Regions from separate parts of the Mus musculus genome. Here region 1 is linked to region 2. The links are chromatin loops, found by intact Hi-C in ENCODE. Cell type or tissue: gastrocnemius. All regions are shown on one strand. Each heading gives the region's core, and the rest is flanking DNA. Links, peaks and the distances in the headings are about the cores only.

Evidence for each region. Peaks named below come from ENCODE experiments on the same cell type or tissue, not always from the same donor. Only the 100,000 strongest peaks of a DNase experiment are listed, where the experiment ranks them.
Region 1: a loop joins it to region 2, with 2.5 times the contacts of the local background. A loop is called at or near these places in 2 of 42 quality-filtered maps.

The regions. Positions count from the first base shown.
Region 1 is chr9:67,469,877-67,481,474 of GRCm38, reverse strand. All of the region lies in intron 1 of Tln2 (talin 2), which reads left to right. Among named protein-coding and RNA genes, the nearest start is that of Tln2, 84 kb to the left of the region's middle. In gastrocnemius, for the core only: no CTCF peak of the experiment used is centred there; a DNase peak (open chromatin) is centred at 5,122; H3K27ac peaks cover 978 bases.
Region 2 is chr9:67,623,585-67,635,182 of GRCm38, reverse strand. It overlaps a transcript of Tln2 not described here. Among named protein-coding and RNA genes, the nearest start is that of Gm30936, 65 kb to the left of the region's middle. In gastrocnemius, for the core only: a CTCF peak has its summit at 5,708; DNase peaks (open chromatin) are centred at 2,184 and 2,517; H3K4me3 peaks cover 2,341 bases; H3K27ac peaks cover 3,090 bases.

The sequences.
Region 1 (11,598 bases), core at 1,179-9,178, 150 kb after region 2:
TGAGGAGGATGATGATCGAGGGTGATGGTGTGCCCAGGAGTGACTCAAAGCAGACCCCCAAACCCTCTTGGTACCTTCATTCCAGTGAGAGAGGAAAAGTGGGATGCACACCCCGTGTAAATCATGGGGATGAAGAGGGTCACACAGGTTCAAAAACATGAAACATTTTACTGGTACCCTGTGGTTTTGAGGGTTCGTTAGAGGGGTGGTCATACTGAGGGAGGGTCCTAAAGGCATGGCTAGCCTTGGAAACAGGGCCTTGGGTTTTCCTTCCTGTTGTTTGTTTGAAGCAGACTAGCCCAGGCTGGCCTCAAATTCACTGTGTATCATTCGATCACCTCTAAATTAGGAGCTTCCTGCCTCCACCTCCCCAGTACTGGGATTATAGGCATACACCACCATGCGGTTCTGGGGATTGAACCCATGTCTTCCTGCATGTTAAATAAGCGCTCTGCCAACTGAGCTGTGTATGTATAGAAAATATGTACAAAATTTAAAAGTAGAAGAGAAATAAACAGCTATAACTCCACTGCTGTGGCAGATTCCATCTTTTGACTAACTTCTTTCCCCCTTCCTCCCAGGGGGTTCATCCCCGTCTCTTGCTTCCTGGGCTAAGTACTCACACAAGTAGTACAGAGAAGGCTGCCTGCCTTTTCCACTCAGTGAGGGGACAGTGTTTTCCCACATTCTCATGAACAATATTTTTCAGATAATGTCCATTTGAGAATATGGAACTCAGTGAATTTTAGCCAGCTTTGCCTGCAGGTTATGATGCTGCTTCCAAGTCCTCCCTTGAAGAATTGGTGCAGGGCTTCCACATTGTATCACTTCCTGATGGTGATGTCTGCAGTTCAAACATGTTTGAAGTACCTTACCTTGCTAGAGCTTTTTTCTAAAACTCTGCACTTCCCAGAAAGGCTTCTTAAACCTCCATGGGACTCAGAGCTGCCTGGCTATGGGAGGGAGGAAGGGTGGTTATGAGCAGTAGGGGAGACAGCAAAATAAGCAAGTGGCCATTCCCTCTGCGTTATTGAGGACCGCTAGGAGAATGCTTAGAGTGAGATTTGAGAGGGTCATGGTACTAACTGGTGGAGGGATGCTTTGCAGTTATGGGGGATGCTCTCACTGAAGAGGGATGCTTTGCAGTTATGGGGGTACTCTCACTGAAGAGGGGGGCTTTGCAGTTATGGGGGTGCTCTCACTGAAGAGGGGGGCTTTGCAGTTATGGGGGTGCTCTCACTGAAGTGGGGGGGGGGCTTTGCAGTTAGAATCTCCTCCCCATGCCCTTATGTTGTAACTCTTGGCTTAAATGTTATTATATCCTATTAAATTGAGTTATCTGATCCCATGATCCAAACATTAACATTTTATGTACCTTAGTATTGTTTAATTAAAGGCCATAAATATGGACATGAGAGAAAGGGGGCTAGGAATATTCCTTGAGCAAGGAACTATGGCCTCTGGCTCAGTGGGGTCTTCCAGTGGGGAAAGGGAACATGATGGGGAGGGAAGGGGACAGAAGTTCTGGCCAGGCAAGGCAGAATACAGTGTTAGTAGGGAGTGAAGACATGGGCTCTCTAGTGATAGGGAGTGAGCTGGGGCTAAATCACAACCCTGTCCCCACTCATTTTCCTGAAGAGGTGTATTCGTCAGGGTTCTCTAGAGGAACACAACTTACAGTCTGTGGTCCAGCCAGTCCAGCAATGGCTGACTACCAACAGAAGGCAATCCCAGCAGTCCCCAAGCCTGGATGTCTCAGCTGCTCTTCAGTATATTCAGGAATCCCAAAGAAGTAGGCGCTTATGCCAGTGAAGAAATGGACTTGCTAGCTACAGCAGGAGCAGGCAGGCAGGCAGAGAGAGAGCAAGCTTCCTTGCTCAGTGTCCCTGACATAGGCTGCCAGAAGAAGGGGTGACCCAGATTAAAGGTGGATCTTCCCACCTCAAAGATCCAGATTAGAAATAGGTCTTCCCGTTTCAAAAGATTTAATTACGAAAAAAAAAAAGAAACCCTCAGAGGTGTGCCCAGCCATTTGAGTTTTAGTTAATTCCTGATGTAGTCAAGTTGACAACCAGGAGTAGCAGTCACAAGAAGGATGCTGACAAATGCTTTCTCTCCTCTCCCTCTTTCCTTTGCACCCTGGCTTGTATGCCATCCTTGTGCAGGGCCCTAGCTAATCTCCGTCATTCCAAATTTAGCACGCCTTCCAGCCAACCCCATTTCTTTTTACTTATAACATTAAATGGTTATTTTGGGGCCTATTCAGAATAGGTAGCAATTTGAAGTAAAGGCAGAGAAGGGTGAAGTCTACACTTAGAATGAGTGGTTAGCTCTTAAAATTGTTGTGAGCATTATGTGTGGCCTATGGGCAGTGCTCAGTAAATGTTTCTCATGGAGTCTGATGACAGTCACTTATCACTGTTCCACATTGTGTGGTGGCTGCCTTCTTCGGTGACTCTGGTGGGAAGGCTTGCTTCTCTGGGGAGGTGCTCTTCTCCTGAACACTGGGAGCCCTTTCTTCTTTTGACTGTGCTATGGGGTTGTCCTTTGGATGACATATTTTGCCTGAATTCTCAGGGCTTCCCTTAGCCCCATTCACCTGTGCCCCTCAGGGTTGGAGGAGGAAACCCTTGGAGGAATTGCACCAGTACCTTAGGCTGGCTGCTCTGACAGGCTCACGACTGAAGGAAGCTGCTCCGTGATTGTGCTCTAGGCTGGATGTGCATAGCTTGGGAAGCTAAGGTGCCGGACATAATCAGTGAACACCGGAGATGTCCAAGCCAGTGTGGCTTCCGGGTTTTACAGGCTAGGAGAATGAAGTTCACAAGTAACCAGAAGGTGAGTTTACAGTGGAGTTTTAGAAAGGATTGGAGCTAGGAGCCTAAGAGATAGGAAGGCAGAGCTCCTGTGTGGCAGGAGTGGGTCTCAGAAAGTGGGGTACCATAGAGGGTCAGTCCTCTCATTATGAGGAGTTAGTAAGATTTCAGTGAGTGGAGTTATGGGGGTGGGGTGAGCTAGTTAGTCAATGGAGTGTTCACTGTAGAGTCTGACCGTCATTTATCAGTAGTCCACCTTGTGTGGTGGCTGCCTTCTTCAGTGACCTTTGTGGAAAGGATTATTTCTTTGCCATGAGCTATACTTACCCCTGTGCCTGAATTTTTTTGTGAAGGGGAAGGGCTCTGAAAAGTGGAGCTCAGTGGCATGTGAGAGATTCTTGTGAGCATGTAGGATAGGTGAGCTGGGTTTCACGACATCCATTATTACTACAGGAGTATTCTTCATATGTGCATGGAAGCAGTGTAACTTGAGTGAGAAGCTGATTTTGGTTAGGTTGCAGGTGAGTTGCAGGTTATAACGAAGAGTTAAACATCAAGCGAGCTACTGTGCCCTGGAGCAGTAATTCTGTGTTTTTCCTTGTTGCTTTCTTTAGGCCTCAACACTTCAATTCTTCAGTGATTATTATGTCTATCTTCCTCCTTTCTGCATTCTGGCATTTGTTTTTTTCTTTGCTTTTTTCTTCTGAGGACTCTGTGGTCCTGATAATTGTTAATGATATTGCCTTGCACATGCAAGCATGATTTGTGAGCTTCTCTTGAGAAGCTGGGGTAGTTTGAGACTCTTCTTCTTGGGCTCTCTTCCACTTGCTGCAGCACATGGGAGAAGGTGCCAGGCTGCTGTGAGGCTGGATCCCAAGTGTGTCAATAGCCAGTTGGTTCCTACTTTACCAAGAACAGAGTAATCTCGGGTAAACATAGCCATTGGAAGAAAGCAAATATTTGTTTTGGCAGTCATTGTCCTCAAAAGTCTGGCCTGTCTTACAAACAAAATAGGAGGTAGACCAGAAGTCCTGGCATCGACTAGTACATAGCTTATAAACCACTAGAAGTGCATGTGAAAGGGGCATAAGGAAGGCAGTGTCCCAGGGGCCAGAGCCTAATAGTAATTCTAAGTGGTGGCAGAGGGCCAGAGGTTCAACGTCATCCTTAGCTGCACAACAGCCTGGTAAAGTGCTTGCTAGGCAAGCATGAAGTCCTTGGTTCAATTCCTAGAACTCATGGTAAAAAAAAATCTTGGCACAGCAGATTATACCTGTAATCATATTAATAGGGAGGTAGAGGCAGAAGAATCCTTGGGGCTTGCTAGCCAGCAGGCCTAGCATAATTGGTGAGCTTCAGACCAATGAGGGACCCAGTTTCATAAAAGAAGGTGATTGAGGAAGACACCAAATCAGTTTCTGGCCTCCACTCGCATGCATTACATACAGATGCATATGGGCATACATACAAAGTGCCCTACATGAACGTGTTTACACATACATGCACTCACATGAGAACACACAAGGAGACAATATTCCTTCCTGCCTCTTGCTTCTATGTCTCTTTCTCTTTTTCTCCACAGCCATGCAAGCAAGCAAGCAAGTCTGAGCACTCCTTTTCATTTTGAATTGTTTTAACTGGGTCTTTTAAACTTCACCCTATTGGCACTTTAGACTAAATCCATCTTTGTTGTCTGAGACCATCCTGTGCATTGGGTGGTGCTTGGAGCTGACCTTGGCCTCTACCCTTCAAGTGCCTGTAATACGTTTCCCTAGTTTGAGCTTCCAAAGTTCTAAAATGTCCCCAAATGTTTGGGGAGAGGGTACTGCCTTGTTTAGGTGCCCTGACTTAAGTTGGTCTTCCTCAAAGTGGCCAGTGTGATTCTAGTAGCATGGAAGACCTGGAGTTGGTGTTGATAGGTGGCTCCTCACAATGGCGGGTAGTGTCTGTGTCTCTCAAGCTTGACTTCTCTTGAGAGCTTCTATCCTAGCAGCAGTGGGACATGGCTGTGATGTGGCTCTCACAGAAACCAGGGTGGTTAGTGATGAACAAATCCATGTTGGCCATTGCCTTTTGGGGCAGGAATGAGCTGTTTTTTTCACCCTCTAGGCTTCTTGTCATTCTATGATAGTTATAAATAGGGCGTGCCAGCCACAAGGATACTCAGGAGATGGGCCTGACACTTGGCACCTCCGGTTGTAGATTCCTCAGCTGGCCAGCAAAGCATGACAGGAGTCTATTGCCCATCATGCCTGGGAATCAGTCAGACTTACTTCTCTGTCATTGGAGGCAAAGGTGCCAACCTTTGCTGGCAGGGTGTTACAGTGCTTGGGCAGATACAGTTCCTGGGCCTTCTCAAGCGTGACTGCACATACGTTCCGCCAGCCAGCCTTTCTGCTTTAGAGACATGAAGAGAAGGCTCTGTCCCCCTGGAACTGCCAATCCACCTTTAAGGCTTATGCATTGTATTCCTTTTCAAAAACACATCTTGGAGCTTAGAGTTGTTACAGAAAATGTCTCACTGACACAATTACCTAAAAATGAAGTATTTCTGGCCTAGGGAGATGGTTCAGTGGGTAAAGCACTTGCCATGCACGTATAAGGAACGAATTTCAGACCCTGGGCACCCACATAAATAAGCTAGTGGGTGAGGTGGCTCCCACTGTAAGCCAAGCGCTTGGGAGGCAGAGGCAGGATCCCTCAGGGCAAGCTGGGCAGTTAGACTGGCAGGATCGGTGGACTCCAGCTTCAGTGAGAGACTCTGCTTCAGAAAACATAATGAAGTGTTATTAGAGAGAATGACCAGACATCAACCTCTGGCCTCCACATATACAGGCACACTCGTGCAAGCACGCCAGCACAGACATGCACCCACATGTACACAAATTTACACATACATACAACTGAAAAATAGAACCATTTCCCTCCGTCTGTTCTCCTCTTTGCTTGCCGGCTGTTAGCTTTCCATTGGAAATTTCAAATAGACTACGTAATAATCCCCATGTATTCTTCAGTGAGTGTCCGAGCTTGACCCTCCTGTTTGATCTAGACCCTACCCTCGGGTGAGGATTTTGAAGTCGAGGCTCTGTAGCACAGCATTCCCTCTGTGTTTCAGTGAATGGGTCCAGAAGACTGAGGCTCTTTTCTTCAGTGTAACCACCATTACATAGTGTTTGCCCGTTAGGCCTCAGCCTGTCTTACCACTTCATCTGGTCCAAGGCTCTAGGGAAGAGGGATACCCAGAGTCAGCTTTTAGTCTCCTTGCCTCTCACGTGCTAACAGGTGAAGGTGCTGCGCTGGATGGGTCCTTCTGGGTCCCAGATTTCCACTTATTCTCCCACGGGGTTCCTTCTGGATACGCTGGCTTTGTACAAGGCACAATCTTTTCTTGAGGAAAATGGTCAACTGTTAGGTGCCCGCAGTAGCCTGAGGGCTCTTCTCCTGGCCTTAGTGTGCTGCTTTTTGCTCTCCACTCTTTAGAGGAGACTTTTTAATCAGTGGTATCAAATGTTTTCTAGTAGCCTCAAGCATGTATGTGTATTCCACCTGTGAACAGACCAGACCAGAGGTCATATTTCCTACAGATCATTTAAGGCTGTGTCCTTTCCTTGCTCACTGTTGGCCTTGCTGGTGTGGGAGGGGAATTCATGTGGACCTGACTCACTGGTACTGCTGACTTCCGTTTTCTGTTCTGTTTTCTCTTACTTCTACCTGCTATTTCCCTCCCATCTTGACCTAGGAATCTTCCCTAATTTTCACTGTCCTCCATTTGGCCAATGCCTTGCTAAGGAGCCAGTCCCTTCTCATAGCCACCATACCCACAGGCACCCCACCCACACTGGAGATAACATTTTCTGTAACATTAACCACCACCACCATCCCCGAGAAAAAGAAAGACCCCCAAATTGGGCATTTATTCTGAAGAAATGTTTATTCTTTGTCAGAAAGCAGTTCTCATAATGCAACCCAGAGCTAGGCATCGTCTCCCAGAGATTATGCCTCTCTGGATATATCCACCTTGATTACTCCCTTCAAATAGGCTGAGATATCACCGCAACTCTCTTGTGGAAGCTTCTTGTATTCCACTCTCTCAGTATCCTGATTTCTCTTTGTTCTTTACTTGATCTCCTCTGACAGATTTCAGCTTCGCCTGCGACTTTTACCTTAAGCCCTTGGAGGTGGCAGGCAGTATGGCCTCCTCCGCCTTCAGCTTAGGCTAACAGCCTGGATGAACCATTAGAGGTCAGTGGTAACACCCATGAAGAGCCACCATCTTGTTCTCATATGCCATCCTTTCAGGTGCCTCTATGTACCTGTGCTAAGGTCCCCACGGGGTGCACATAACATCACTCTTCATAGAGCACACCCCTCACTTCTGCTGGGAACCACAGTTCCAGAAGAGGGCATCTCTTGTTCTGCAGATGTCCTAGGCTGGGGGAAGAGCACTGGCTGTGACAGAATTTTGTCTCTCCTTTCTAGAGGAATTGTCTCCTCCCTTTTGCTTGGTGTCTCATTTCTCTAGAGTCTGTGCCTGGACCAAGTTCTGGAATATATTACTGATAGAGTAGCCCTGGGGGAAACCTGGTTGAGTGTGCTCTTCCATCCCTTTCACAGATGAGGACACTGTACAGTAGAGAGGAGAGAGCTGTATTGGCTCTTAACTGCTGGTTAGTGTTGGAAGGTGACAGGGGCTCAATCAGGCAGGCACTTGACTGATTACTCGATTCCTTGCAGAAACCCCATCCTTGACCCAGGATGGAGGAGCTTTGAGACCAAGTGTAACTAAAGTGACTCCTAATAGAAGTTGTGTGAAGCTTCTGCCTGCTTCACTCCTCACTCCTCACTCTTTGAGGTATCATCTACATCCCTCTACTAAGCTCCGCAGGGAGTCTGGGCATCTTCTAAAGACCTTATCTACACTACTACCACCACCACCAACAACAACAATACCACCACCACCACCACCAACAACACCACCACCACCACCACCAAGAACAACATGGTTGGGCATGGTAGTGCAGGCCTTTAATCCCAGAAATTGGAAGCAAAGTCAGGCAGCCTTCTGTGAGTTCAAGGCCAGCCTGGTCTACATAGCTAATTTCAGGAAGATCAGAATTTCAATGTCATCTATGACTATATATGGGACTCGAAGGCAACCTGGGCTACATGAGACTCATCACAAGAAATCAGAATAAAAATTAAAAAAATACAAAAATCTCATTCTGCTGAAACCCTGAATTCAGATAGTCTCCAACTTAGAAAAATTAAACTTAATTTGTTTGTTTGCTTTATTTAAGATACTATAGACACTACACATTAGTTAGTGTGCTACATGCTACATACACATGTACACAAATACAATCGGTCAGTCAGACTGTAGTATAGTGTGTAGCTAAAGCACTCAAGCACCAATCTTGACTTTGGACAGGTCCAATCTAAGCTGACTCCATCATACATATAAGAGCAGCTGCCCTCTTCCCTCATCTGCTACAATTCCTGGCTGCTAACCAAGCATCTATCATCCAAATCACCTCATATTTCTTCCATGCCCTCACTGGAGACTATTCTTAAATAAATGCCATATATCTTATGATTTCTACATGTATTTTAGAAGATTGGGATTTTTAAGCACAATGAAGCTTCTGTACTTAGAAATTAATTGATATCAAATAAAACTGCAGGCCTCTTCCTCATTCTGCTGCTGTTGTACACAGCAAGGTGCAGATGAGCCAAGCAGGACTGAGCAGGCTTGATGGCTCAGATGCTAAGCTTGCAGAGCTCCTCCGCTCAGAGACCGCATGCCCAGGGCAGGAAAGCAGGACTCTGGGAGATCAAATAGGAATATGTCGTTATCTCTTATAGTTTGCAATATGTTTGAGATGCATTGGTTTAAATAAGAAATATTAAGTTTGGCTTTAAAGAACATCCAGTGGATCTGTTTTGTGTTCTAGTCTCAGGACAATGTTCCCCTACATTCCAGTTCTGCTTTCCAACCGTGCTAACATGTCTCTGTCAGCCTCCCATCAACAATATTATTGAAGCATGACTCCAAAGCGAAAATTAATTCACCTGGAATTTCTTCATCGACTATTTTGTACACTTGCCCAAATGGTTCTGACCAATTCTCATTATGCTTTAACGATTAACGTGTTCTAATAAAACAGTCACAGCTCCCTTGAGCATGGAGCATGATATCATCAACCCCAGAGAGGCCTATCCAGCCTGAGTCAACATATAACTGCTACTCTCCTTGGAAAGCTAGTCCCACCCCATATTTGTTTGTTTTTTAATCTCCACAACCAGAGTAGAATAAATTTACAGCTGACTGATAGGGACTTGGGATTCTAGGATTCCACATTACATAAACTGGAAAGGTATTCCAAACATCATTCTACCATAAGAAAGGAAGGGCTAGACATTCTCTAGGAAGGGGATTGGTCACTTGTCACCTGCTAGTGGCTACCTGTACAAGAGTAAACCAAAGGATCCATCAACATTCCAGCAGACAGCGAACTAGAATTGGTGGGTTACCAAAGAAGAAAAAAAAAGGAGAGGAAAGGACATGAAAGAAAGAAAGAAAGAAAGAAAGAGAGAGAGAGAGAGAGAGAGAGAGAGAGAGAGAGAGAGAGAGAGAGAGAGAAAGAAAGAAAGAAAGAAGGAAGGAAGGAAGGAAAGAAGGACCGAAGGAGGGAGGGAGTGACATGTTAGGGGTAAAGGAGAAGAGTTGAGTTTTGGTAGATATGATCAAGGTACAACATAAACACGTAAGACATTGTCAAAGAAAGATTAAAAGATATTTTAATCAATTAAAAGAAAATTATTGTCTTCTCCAAGTCTCCCAGAAAAGAAAAGAGAAACTGCACCTTCCTTTAGATGACTCCAGAAACCCACATGTAGACCACTCTACTTGAACACCCTATTTCTTGGTGGCCTCCCTTTCCATTTGTAGGTGGAGATAAATGGATAAGGAGGTAAGACTCTAGACTTGTAGATGAGAACCCCAATGAAGGAGAGGTAAATGGAACAGAGCCAATCCCAAGGTCTACACAGGATCAGGATCTATAACACATATTTTTACACCTACAACCAAAATGGTGTATTTCTTTAATAAAGCGGCAAGAATTATAAGGCATATAATAATATAATATATTTTTGATTGGTCCTAATTGCAGACGTAAATATACAAAGGAGTTTATTGTTTGCAATGATTGTATGCCTTATACCTCAACTAAACAAAAGGCCAACTACAAATAACATGTACACAAGTTCATAAACGGCGTTTCTTGTTGTTATGTGTGTGTGTGTGTGTGTGTGTGTGTGTGTTCGTGTGGGGTATGTGTGTGTGTACGTGTATGGATAAGTACATGCACGTGTGAAGTGCCCAAAGATCGGAGTTTATTGCCTTTTATTACCCTACAGCTTGGTTTTGAAGACTGGATTTCTCATTTAACCTGGAATTCACCAATTGTCTAGACTTCCTGGCTAGTGAGCCCATGGGATGCCCTCATCTGCCTCCCCAAAGCAGGAACTGCTGCACCTGGCTTTTTACATGGGTACTATATAGCCAGGTCTGCAGCTGGTCTGTGGCCTACCTCTTGCTGTGATTAAAACTAGGTCCAGCTAGTTTGCATATATTTGTCTTAAATATTTTGACTTTCTCTATTGACTGACTAGCTGACTAGCTGTATTTGTATGTGTGTACATGCATCAGGACACACACATGGAGGTCAAAGGACAAAAGGTAGTATTAGGTTTTCTCTCTTCATCCTGTGGATCCAAGAGATCAAGCATGGGACATTGGGCTTGCTGGCAGGCACCCTGGCCAACAGAGCTTTCTTGCTAGCCATACACACACACACACACACATACACACACACACACACACACACACACACACGGCTTTTTAAATAAAATTTTAATTGTGTATAAGGTACATGAAAAAAACCCTGAAATTTTGTTGCCCAAGAAAACTATTGTGAACCAAGAAATGTTTTCAAGTCCTGTAGCAGATAGTCTACCCTGAAAGATGCTTTGAAGGGACACAGAAAGAGGCCTTCCCCCATCCTGTTCTTACAGAGATGTTTTCTAGTTAGCACATGCCTGTGGGGAGGAGAGAGGAGAGGGTCTGTGGATCTGCATCTGTTGGCTCAGTCATGAGTGAAAAAACCTGGATAGCTGCAGATCACATGAGGGAGGTAAACAGGAGACCTGACAACCATGTGCACACAGCTCAGTGTAAAGTACAGAGATACCCTGGCCTTGACTGATAGACATCAGCCTCTGGGCAGGTGTTCAAGTATACCTGCTTTGCTTTATTATTCTGCATCTGGAGGGATATAGAAACCATGTCACAGTTGATTGATAAATGATGCAGGGAACATCTTAGACCTATGAAAATAAAAAACAAAAACAAAAGCAAAAACCAATCAGGAGAGAGGATACTGTGGAGGGCAGAGCAGAGGGTGCTGGGGATAAAAATCGGGGACAGACATGGGGAGAGATAGGCTGGATAATTTATTCTTATGGCCTATTGAGAAAAGGAAATTTCAGTGGGATACAATGCCATCTACAGAGGTGCTGGTGTTTAGATCCATGGTGACTGTGCAGAGGATCACCCGCCCTGTGAAAAGAGAAGAGGGTTGAACCTTTTGTAAAATATACCAGTTGTTAACTCATTGAGACCAAACTTCCTGGTTTCTTGAAAGATACATTTCGAAGGTTTCAGTAGCTGCTAGTCAAGGTCAAGTGGAGACAGTTTCCTATTTACCAAAAACAAGTGGCT
Region 2 (11,598 bases), core at 1,840-9,839:
AAGTTATCTGATATGTGACCCCTGAGAAAGAGTCATTTGACAGCCACCCCACCTTCCTCAAGGTGTCTGGACTCATTGGTCTAAGACTAAACTGTTTTCACATTACACCAAGCTTATTCGAGGCCCCCATGGACTCCTTCAAGATAGTTTCATGTTACAACGTTGATTCACTCTTGGATGTACAGTGACCACAGTTTCAAGCTGAGAGACACTAATGTTGCTGTTGTTGCATTTGAGGAACTGAAGAGATTTGCTATGTACTTTTGAGAAGACTGGTCTATCCTGGTCACTCTGTATCGGGCTGAGGAAAAATAACCATCGATACTTTTTCTTATTAATTTTTAAAGTTATAAAACTTTAAAATAAAAGTAGAATTAAGCAGAAAGAGAAAACAAACCACAATTTCACAACCAACACCTTGGTTAGTTTATTTTATCTGTCCTCTCAGCATCTCTCTCTACATCATAATTTTAAAGGAAAGGGATTTTGTGATTTGTTCTGTCCCACACTGGTACCTAGGATAACTTTCACTTTGTACCCTGCCATTCCAACATTCCAGAGCTCATGTAAATACAAGGGATACATAAGTGACTTAATTCCAGGACATGATAGATGGAGACATAAGTGAATGAATGTATGAATAAAGCAAGCCACCCAGCCGGTCGGCCGTGGTGGCAAAGGTCTTTAATCCCTGTACTCGGGGAGGCGGAGTATCTTGAGTTTGGGTCCAGCCTGGTCTACATAGTGTGACGCTGTCTCGGGAAAAAAAAATCAGTGCAATAGTCACACCCATTTTGCTACCCATCTTCCTGGAAGAGTCGTTTCTTAAATCCAAGTGACTGGCATCCATCCCGCCACCCTCATGGCTGGATCCACACCTGGTAACCTCCAGGACCCGGCCCGTGGTCCCGGCGCTGAGAAGACTCAGAGGCCTCATGCTAGCCTGGTCCCCCTGCCGCCTCATCCCTCTCCAGATTCTGGGTCAGCCGGGGGTGTCCCTTGTTCCTCTGACACGTGGCCCCCACCACAGCTCCACGCGTGCCCCCATCCCACGGCCGGGGTGCAGACACCCAGGAGCCGGGTGGCGAGCTCCGCCGCGCCGTCCCCCAGTGATGACGCGCTTCCTGCCCTCCCGGCGCTCGCGGGCCGTGCGCTCGCGCTCGCCCTCGGCTCCGGTTCCGCGCCCGGAGCCAGCAGCGGCGGCAGCGGCGGCGGCGGCGGCGCAGCGGGAGCGGAGCTGGCTGCACTCGTGGGCTGGCGCTCCGCAATGAGACAGTAGCTGCATCCCCGCGGTAAGGCGCGGCGCGTGGCGCTGCCCAGCTCTCCAGCCTGCATGCGCGCTGCAGGGATTTCCAGTGCCTTTTCCCTCCCCTCTCCAGAAGGGATATGTGGGTGGTTTTCTTCTCGGGTTTGCATCTCGTAAGTGATGTCAATGTAGAAAAACCCTGTCAAGCTTCTAGATTTCATTGCTTAGGAGGGTATTTTTTTTTTTTTTGCAAGAAAAGAAAAATAAATTGCAACGAATGCACCTGTCTATTGCACATGTAGGTTTCGCCGCACTCAAGCCGGTTGCCGGGTTTGCAAACAGTCTTGCAGCGGGAGCCAGAGAGCTGATCCCTAGCCTTAAGCAGCTGGTCCCCTCCCGGGCTCGGTCCTCGGGTTTCCAGTAACAGGGTCGGTAAAGCGGCCCGGTTTGCACCGAGGGGCCCCTTGGACTCCGGCCGTGACCCCGGCGCCGACTGAGTTGGCGGAGAGCAGAGCGGCTTCATTCCAGCACTGGCTGCCCCGACTTAAAGCGCCACTTTGCAAACAAGTCTCCCGCTCTGGCTCGTGGAGAAAGACACCCCGGGATGCTTCCTAGTCCCCGACTCTGAGACCTGCAGATTGCAGGACTCCCCCTTTCCCTGGCCGTCTCGCTAACAACCAGCTGCTGGCCGCGGACCGTTCAGGGAAAGCGCGGGGCGGAGAGCGAGGGCAGGGTTTGGACCCAGTGCGGCGGCCTCTCGTCTCCTTCCCCGACCCTCAGGAGCTGAGATTTCGCGCCGGCGGGGATCGGGAGGGATCTGGAGACTGGCTTTTCGGGGCCCAAGGAACGACGTTCGAGGGCGCCATATTTTCAGTGGGTTTTTACAGAGGCTAAGGGGGGCGCCCACTTTCCGAAGCCCCCGGGGGAAGCCGGAGCGATTGTCGTTGGGAAAGTTTGCGCGCCCGGGCGAGCTAAGAGGCGGCTGTCCCCACAAGGGCGCGCGGACTGCAGCGCGTCGCCCAGGTCTGGCTAGGCTGGGTCCCGGGTGGGGGGGCGGCGAAGAGCGGTGCAGGGGACCGATGCATGTGGCTCGCGGGTGTCACAGAGCAGGGGAGTCCGTAGCGCTTGGGGCTGCTTGGCGCAGAGCACACGCCCCTCTTTTCCCCAAGCTACTGCCACCAGCGCTCTGCCGGAGCTGCGCGCACAGCCTCTCCCTGGCCTGCGCACGTTGTTGAGCGTTCCCTTCAGTAACACCCCCCCCCAACCCTGCTCCCCAGCACCGGGGCTTGCGGGGTGCTCCACCTGGCGCGGGAGCTCACTCAAGGCTGGAGAGAAAGCAAGTAGGTTCGTAGATTGGCCAAGGGCCTGGCTTATGTGGATCAGCCTGAAGCCTCCTGTCGTCTCCTAGCTTGTGCAGGCGACAGGCTTTTTGCAGGGCTCTCTCTGGCGCGGGGATAGTGGAGGAAAGGGGTGCGTTTCCCGAAGTCGGGGCTTCAGGTGACACGTGGGAGAACTTGTTTTCTTGCTGTTGGTGATGGGGCAGAGATGGAAGGAGAGGAGGCTGAGTTAATGAAAACTAAGTCCGGGTTATTTCCAGAGAACGGGAAGAGGAGTGAGCTGAAGTGTTTGGTGTTGTAGGGGGACACAAAGATAAGAGTAGTAGGATGGTGTTCCAAGGAAGCGCACCCCAGAACACGTAATTACGAGCACCTTGGTACTCATAGTGACAGTTTAGATTCTGAAGCTCCTGGGAGAGGGAATTACATTCTCTATGTTTTAGCTCCCGGATGTTTTTAGAAGTGGACCCGTGGGGGAATCTTTACTTCTGTACATACAAAGTGACCTCTGCTTTTTTTGTGAAGGGGGCAGGGCAGAATGTGTTTGCTGACCTGTGATTGGCTGAGTGCAGGAATGTGTTAGCTTTTCTCCTTGGTGTCTTAATCAAACAGCTTCACAGTAGAGAGGTCCTGTCAGCACTTGGGGTCTTCATCATTGGAAGAGATTTCGGGAAGGACCAAAGACACCTAATGGGGGAGGTGTCTGGGGAGAGGAGAGACTTTTGTGAAGGAGATGTAGCCCCTGACGTCAGCAGTTGCCCATATGCTTCATTAAGTGCCACAGTGTGAAAGTTACCCTTTCAATGGTTGTACCTTCCTTGTTCCTCTCTGTGGGGATCTTGTGCAGAAAGTGAGAAGGAAGGGTGGCTATGGCCATTGGCTGTGAGAAGGCCAGTACACGTGTGCATGCAGGAATGCTTTTCTTCCTTTTAATTTGAACCCTAGAAGAGTGGAAAAGTCCCAGATAACAGTTGACCAAAATTAGAATAGCCAATGTTGGTGAGAATTAGCTGATGAACCCTCCCTCCCCACTCCCTCTTTAAATCACATTGACTTTTCTGGGCTTAGCTCAGAGGTGGCACACTGAATCCCAGAAACGGAGAGTTCTTAGCCACTGTCTACCCCGTACCTTTGTACACCTTTTCATTTATGTAGGAAGTTCTAAGGGATCCTGCGGGTCTCTCTCAGTTTTGGCTTTGTGTTTCAGACTTTGTATCTCCAAGGGAGAAGTAAAAAATTCCAAACTCCATCCCCACGAGTAGTTTATTCAGTACATTGTAGGCTACATGCACGTTTAAAATCCACCTTGCCCAGGTTTGTTTGCCAACATTGTTCCCTAGAGGGCATTTTAAATTTATTTATTTTTATGTGCATGTGCCTGCCACCTGTGTGCAGAGGCCAGAAGAGGGGGTTGGATCCCATGGTAACTGGAGTTGTAGGTGGTTGTGAACCACAACGTGGATGCTGGCAACCAAATCCATATCCTCTGCAAAAGCTGTAAGTGCCTTTACCCAAGGAGCTGGTCTGGATGTGTGCTGCATATATATTTTGCACAGCTTTTAGATGTGATGCAATGAAAGTTAACTTAAAGGAGCTTTTAAAAAGTTTTTAAAAATCATATTATGGATTTCTGAGTTCGAGGCCAGCCTGGTCTACAAAGTGAGTTTCAGGACAGCCAGGGCTATACAGAGAAACCCTGTCTCGAAAAAACAAAAAAACAAAAAAAAAAAATCATATTCATCTGTCTGTCTGCCTGCCTGCCTGCCTGCCTGCCTGCCTGCCTGTCTGTCTATCTATCTATCTATTTGTGTGTATGTACGAGCGCAGGTGGGTCGGGAAAAGCCATAGGCACCTTATTTAGAGGTCAGAGGAGTCAGGTTTTCCACTATGTGGCTCCCTGGGATTGAATTCAGGTCATTAGGCTTTGTGGCCAGTGCCCTTTACCAACCATCTGTGTCATCTCGTCAACTCCAGAGATGCTTTATTTCAGGCCTTCTAATATTTAATCTCAATGGTACTACCTTAATACTTAGTGAATTCTGTGTGCCTCTTTCACCAGATATTATTAACCAGGTTTTACTCTCTCTTGCCTGGTTCTTACTGTCGTAGCTTCATAGCTTGATCAAAGTGCCTGATTTTTTTTCCCCCTTAGTAAAATTTTGTAACTTCAAAAGGGCTAGAAAAGTGCCTTTGTGAGTTGGAAAGTTGCCTATCAGTTTACCAGGCCATGTGACAGGTGGTGTGTGCTTGCTGCATTCCCAGGCTCTTAGGATGGTGTCTGGGACTTGTGATCTGTGACATTCTTGCTCCAGAATTTTTGAGTCCGACTATTTTCTTGGGGATTTGGGTTGGTGTTTGACTAGCAGGAAGTACTAAAACCGGTTAAATCATTCAAAAACAATTTTTATTAGGTACAAAAAAATGTTTAAAGGCAAGAAGAAAAACATAACAAGGAGGCTGGCATTCTAGAATTATAGTTTAACAAACCCAACTGGTGCCTTTTTAATTACAGTATTTACCCCATCTAGAACTTTGTAATCCTATTGCTTTTATATTTAATAACAAGACTAGCTAAAACATAAGCCAAACACAACTATTACAAATAATGGGGATAAGTGGTGGGTTTAACCAGATGTTCTCCCTGAAGTTGAACTCTCCCAAACGCCTCTGCTGCTCCCCTTCCCAATAAACAGGCAGCACTCACAAGGTAAGGCAGTCGAGGGTAAAGCAGAAGTGAAAGGCACTGGGAGCCTCTGACTTCCTGGCACTTGCCATCTCCTGAAGATGGACAAGCTGAATACAAGAGTCACATGGTCCTTAGAACCTTTCTTCACGGGTTGCCCTGAGCTATGAATTAAGACCAGGCTCTTTTGCAGCCCATTTCACAGTGCATTTTCAAAGTCAGCGTCAGCGTCAGCCCTCTACATTTTGTTTCGCTCTTAACCAACAGTTCCAACTGACACTGTTCCAAAGCCTCGAGCAGCTTGCAAGCGTTCGCGTTGTCTTTTGACTCTTCCACGGTAGACTTTAACTAATGGAATCTTCTGTGTCTTCCATTCATTTGTCCTGCAGAAGCTCTTGGGGGCTTATCTTGCTGCTCTGATAAGTAACCCTGCCCTCACCCCACACGTTTCATCCCTAGAGGGCAGTGCTCTTGTTTTTGTGTTTATCTAGTAGATAAGGTGTGTGAGTGTGGAGGGGGGGTGGGGTAGTGGGGGGAGGGGAAGTGTGATTGACCCGGTTTTGGAACCCAGACCTACCAAAGGATGCACAAAGGGAGTACTGGCAACTCCCACAACAGAAGCAGAAGGTGGGCAGGAGAGGTGTGGCTCAAAGGTTAAGAGCACTGGCTGCTCTTGCTGAGGCTCTGCTCCTAGCACCCATGTGGCAGCTCATAACTATCTGTAATTCTGTTTCTGGTAGATATGACTCCATTCTTCTGGCCATTGCAGGTACCAGATATGCACACATACACATGCTGGCAAAAAAAAAAAAAAAAAAAAAAAAAAAACAAACAAACAAATCAAATCAAACCAAAGCCAAAACTCATATACATATATGAAAAATAAATCAAGTACAGAGCCTTACTTTATTATTTATTATTTATTTATTTAGAAGACTCCCATTCCTGTCCTCCATCCTCTGTACCCAGTTTTGATTCCTGAACATCCTCAACCTCCATGACCCTTGCCCTTGCTCTCATTTTGCTGAGTACCCAGCCCTTGATTAGACCCGCCCTCTGCTTTGCTTTCACTGTTCTACCCCCCCCCCCACCCCCCACAGTAATGAGCCTGGGTGGCGAAGCCACTGGGCCATCTGCACTGCTGTGCTCTTGATGTATGACTGAATCCCAGCGGGCCTCCTGACGCCGCAGACCCACTGTGCTTTAGTGTGAGGTTGCTGTCAGCCGGTGACTTGGTTTCCCTGATTCCTGCACTGAAGCAGTTGACTGACTACTGAGGAGTCCACGTCCTCCCTGGAGTTCATGCTCTCTGCACTTCTGCAGCTGTCCCTTCCCCTCCACATCATCAGAGTCCCTCGCTGATGGATTATCTTCACAGGAGATGCTCTGACATCTTCATCTTAGGCAAAAAAGGCATCCCTTGACTTTGTGTCTTAGCCATTCATCTCCCATTTCTTTGCTTTCCCTTCTTAGCAGACACTAGGAGAAAAACTACTTTTATTTTATGTTCTGTGTATGAGTGTTTTATCTACATGTATGTCTGAGCACTATTTGTGTGCCTTGTGCCTTCAGAGGCCAGAAGGGGAACTGGAGTTATATAGGTGGTTGTGATCTACCAAGTGGGTACTGGAAACTGAACCTGGGTCCTCTGTAAGAGCAAAATGTGCTTGCTCTTAAGCCATCTCTCCAGCCCTTCAGCAAAGCATTTTTTTTTGAAAGAGTTGTCATGTTCTGTTTTATTTTTATTTATTTATTTGTTTGTTTATTTATTATCTCCTCTGCACTCACATATTTTTATTTTTTAAATAGGAACTCACTATATATTCCTTGGCTGGCCTCAAATTTGCTGTATAAACCAGGCTGGCTTTGAACTTAGAGAGACTTACCTACCTCTGTCTCCTAAGTGCTGGGATCAAAGGCATGAGCCTCCCCACTCATTTTGTTCTCCCAGTGTACTCTGGCTTCGCCCTACCCCTTGTGGTCAAACTCTTCTCAAGGGAACTGAGAGAGCTCAGGGGCTTTTGTAGAGGAAGCAAACTTGGTTCTTAGCACCTACAGCTTACCACCTGTAACTCAGTTTCAGGTCGTCCGTTAATGTCTTCTGGACACCATGAGAACCTGTACTCAAGGTGCACAAACCACACACACATGCACAATTAAAAAACAAACAAACAAATCTTTAAAACAAAAACTCCAAAGAAACCTTTTTGTTGCTGTTATTGTTTGAGATGTGGTTTCTCTGTGTAGCTCTAGCTGTCCTGGAACTTGCTCTATAGACCAGGCTGTGCTCGAACGCAAAGAGATCCACCTGCCTCTGCCTCTGCCTCTGGCTCTGGAGTCAAAGGTGTGTGCCACCACATGGGGCTCAAAGAAACATTTCCTAAGGTATCAGCAGCATTTGAAGAGTGAGTCCAGGGGTGCTCTCTCAGTATCTGCAGCCTCTCTACGTAATTTAGTCAGCTGATTGCCTCCTGTCTGGAACATTCTCTACACCAACTGAATCTGCCCCTGGCTGCTCTGACTCCAGCATTCTTGTTTGATTTATTCTTTCTGGCTTCTGGAAGCCGGAAATGTGGTTTCACAAAATACTTCTTTTTGGAGTCTGCAGTAATCTCAGATCCTGAGGGTCACAGTGGTATCCTTTCTTATGCCTTAGGCTTTTTTCTTTTCTTGAATCCATGTCACTTTGACATTGCATGAGATCTTACCTGGTCTTTGGCATGTAAGCTCCAAGGACTTCGGAGATGGCCTAGTCTGGGAAGTGTTCACTGCACAGGCGTGAGGACCCGAGTTCCACTCCCTGCTTCCCATGTAAAGTTGGGCGTGGTGCTGTGTATTTGTAATCCCAGTGCTGGGGAGATGGGAACAGGGATTCTTGGGTCTCTTTGACCAATCAGTCTAGCTTTACTCCTGAAGCTCCCTGTCTAGTGAGAGAGACCCTGTCCCAGAACAGGAATGTACTGGGGCTGGAAAGGTGGGTCAGTGTTGAGAGCGTTTGCAGTTCTTTCAGAGGACTGGAGTTTGGTTCTCAGTACCTGTCTTTTGTGACTCACAGCTGCCTGTGACTCCAGGTCCAGAGGATCTAACACCAGGCTGACCTTCAAAGGGACACCCCCCCCCCCCAAGACACATATTCCCACATGGGCACATAGACTCAAGATTATAAATAAAAAATAAAATAAATGTTAAAGAGGCTAGATGTGGTGGATCACACCTAAAATTTAAGCCCTGGCTAGGTTTGGAGTTTCAGGCTAGCCTTGTCTATGTGTGGAGTCCCAGGTTATCCAGGGTTCATAGTGAAATAGACAAACAATACACACACACACACACACACACACAAACACACACAGAGACCCCCCCCCCACTCTGCCACTGGGTCACCATGTGTCTGCAACAATGAATGTCATATAGCAAACACCCCCCAAAATTCTAATGAGTGACGGGCTCTTCCTGCTTCCAGAGTTAGCCTTGGATGAGCCATTCGGCCGTTTCGGATTTTGTATCAGGATGCAGTAGTTGGAGGTCTTGTGCTGGGAATGAGGGGCTCAGGTACTGTTACTGGTAGTCACACCCTTGTTAAATACTTGTTGAGTGATAGGAAGTACCTGCCAAGGATGGCTGGAGGGAGACAAATGGCTGCCTCTCATTTTTATCTCTCTGAAGAGGGCCACTTAAGCAGTCTTCTTGGTAATTTTTGACGCTGGGTTGAAGATGACAAATTGACTTGTCTGAAATGTTTGCTATTGACCTCAGTGTCCTTGAATCACTCATCCCCAGAGCCCACTTGACCAGTGGGGAGCCAGCTCCCTCCTCTTCCAAGTCTGGCTTGGGGACTGGGGGTGGGGAGTCAGTTTCTGCATCTGGGCATCTGGGAGGGGCAGTTCCCTGTATCTTTCCCACTGCTGCTGTGCTGGGGGATCCAGGCTAAGGAGTCTCAAGGCTTGGCATGCTTCAGTGAAAAAATTCTTCTCCTTCTGCTTGCCTTGCCTCAGGACTGCCTGGTTAATGACCTGACACCTGTGTCTAGTTCATATTTGATTTGAGTGAAGCCATTTCCTAAATATGGCCTGAGGTCATTCATGGCAGGTCTTCCAAGGAGAGTGTGGATTATTCCCAGGTTTGAGAGATTATACAGAGGCCACTTTAAGAAGCTTAATGTTCTCCTTGAAGGGCTTTCAACTGGCCTAGCACTTGTCATTCCAAGCCCTCCCCATGTGGAGTTCAAGGAGCTACCCTGTGGTAAGATGTCAGGCAAGGCAACTGAAGCATAGTCACAGAGCACTAGCATTTAGCATCCAATGGGGAAGGCAGATGTCTTTGTAGGACATTTCAGCCTAGTTCCGGGGAAGTGTACCAAAAGACAAAAGAGCCTAGGGTGACAGTTACAGTTCATTTGGTAAAGTCCCTTTCTTTCAAGGATGAAGTCCTGAATTTGATCCCCAGAGCCAACCTTTAAAAGGCTGGGTATAGTGAGTGGCAAATGCTTTTAATTCCAGCAGTGTCGAGGTAGAGACAGGAGGATCCTTGGGACTCGCCTGTCAGTCAAGCCTAGCTTACTGGGCTGGTTCCAGGACAGTGAGAAACCCTGACTCAAAAAAAAAAAAAAAAAAAAGTCAATATTCATGGTTTTTACATACATGTGCATAAGTGTATATACAGATGTGCATGTGTACCCAGGAAAACACACACACACACACACACACACACACACACACACACACACACACACACACAGGTGAGTTGGTGATGAGACTCCATTGCCAAGAAAACACACACACACACACACACACACACACACACACACACACAGAGACACAGGTGAGTTGGTGATGAGACTCCATTGCCAAGAAAACACACACACACACACACACACACACAGACACAGGTGAGTTGGTGATGAGACTCCATTGCCAAGAGCTTTCTTCTTTTCTTAGGATGAGCTACTGGACCTTCTCCTAAGGCATGCTCCTTCCCACTCACCTCCCCACCTTGAGTCTCTGAGGGGAGACTCCTAGAGAAGAGGAGAGAGTATTAGAGAAGAGAGTGGAGGAGGTCAGGGCAGCCACAGGACTGGACAGGCCCCTGCAGGGCATAAGGGACAGACTTAGCTCCTCTGGGAGGTTAGGACAGCCATCTCACTGGGCAGCAGTTCTATCTCCCACCTTAAATACATACTGAAACAGCCTTTGATTTTCTTTGGGGGAATTTTCTGGCCTCTTTCTCCAGTGTGTTTTGTCCTACTTAGGTAAGAGGGAAAGCTCAGCTCAGCTTGGGAAAATTGCTCCTTGGGGCCTGATGGTAGAGCCCCGAGGTGAGTGTTAGAGGTGGCTCAGGTGGCTTTAGCCAGCTCCCCAGCAAGGTGGTGGGTGACCAGATGCTGGCCAAGTGCTGCTGTGGTGGGAATGGGAAGGGAGCAAGAGGTGTGAGCCTGGCTGTGCAGAGGTGGATTGACAGTTCCTAAGGTCATTGCCTGCTTCTTGCTGGTGAACTTGTGGCTGTTGGGGCTGTCTTATCTTGTGACAGTAGATACAGGTCAAGATTGCACAGCAGAGCCTGCAGGTACCATGTTCTCCCTTGCTACCCATCTGGCCCTTGGATGTGCCTTAGAAAGGGCTTTCTTGGAACTTTATGGCCAAGCCCAGTGGGATCTGCAAGGCGTGGACCAAATGTCCTGGAGAAAAAAAGGGGGGAGGGGAAGATGGCATTTTTCTTTTGAGTTTGCCATGGCTATTGTGACAAAGCTCTGCACACTGAATGGCTTAAAAATCAGATGTGTTCCTGCAGTTCCAGAGTTCAGAAGTTCATTTTGAGGGCCATGTCTATTGAGACCTCTGCTCAGCCTCTCCATGCCCTCTCTGTGCTCTTGTCTTCACACCTTCATCCCTTTATCTGCTGTTTCTGTCCCCAAATGTCCCCTGTTTATAACACATCTGACATTGAATTAGGGATCACCTAAATGGTCATATTTCAACCCCATTGTCTCTGTGAAAACCTTATTTCTAAATAGTCACATTAGGTACATTAAGAGTAGAACATTGTTCAACCCATACGTAGCAAGTACAGATGATTGAACAGATTTCTGTTTCAGAATCTGAATGTGCCATGAATTGTTTGATGGTTAATTCCATTTTCAGGCTAAAGAGCTGGGGGTCCTTCACTCTGGAGTCTTGCACCTATGGGTGCCATTGCCCTGCACCTGTCTCTTTGCATCTTCCTAAGACCTTGCAAGCTGGTTGCCATGACAACTGTGGGAGGCAGGTGTTCTCATCAGACTCTGAGAAAGCAGAGATACAGCAAGGTCTTTTTGCTGAATGTTGTGTGAGTTTGACTCT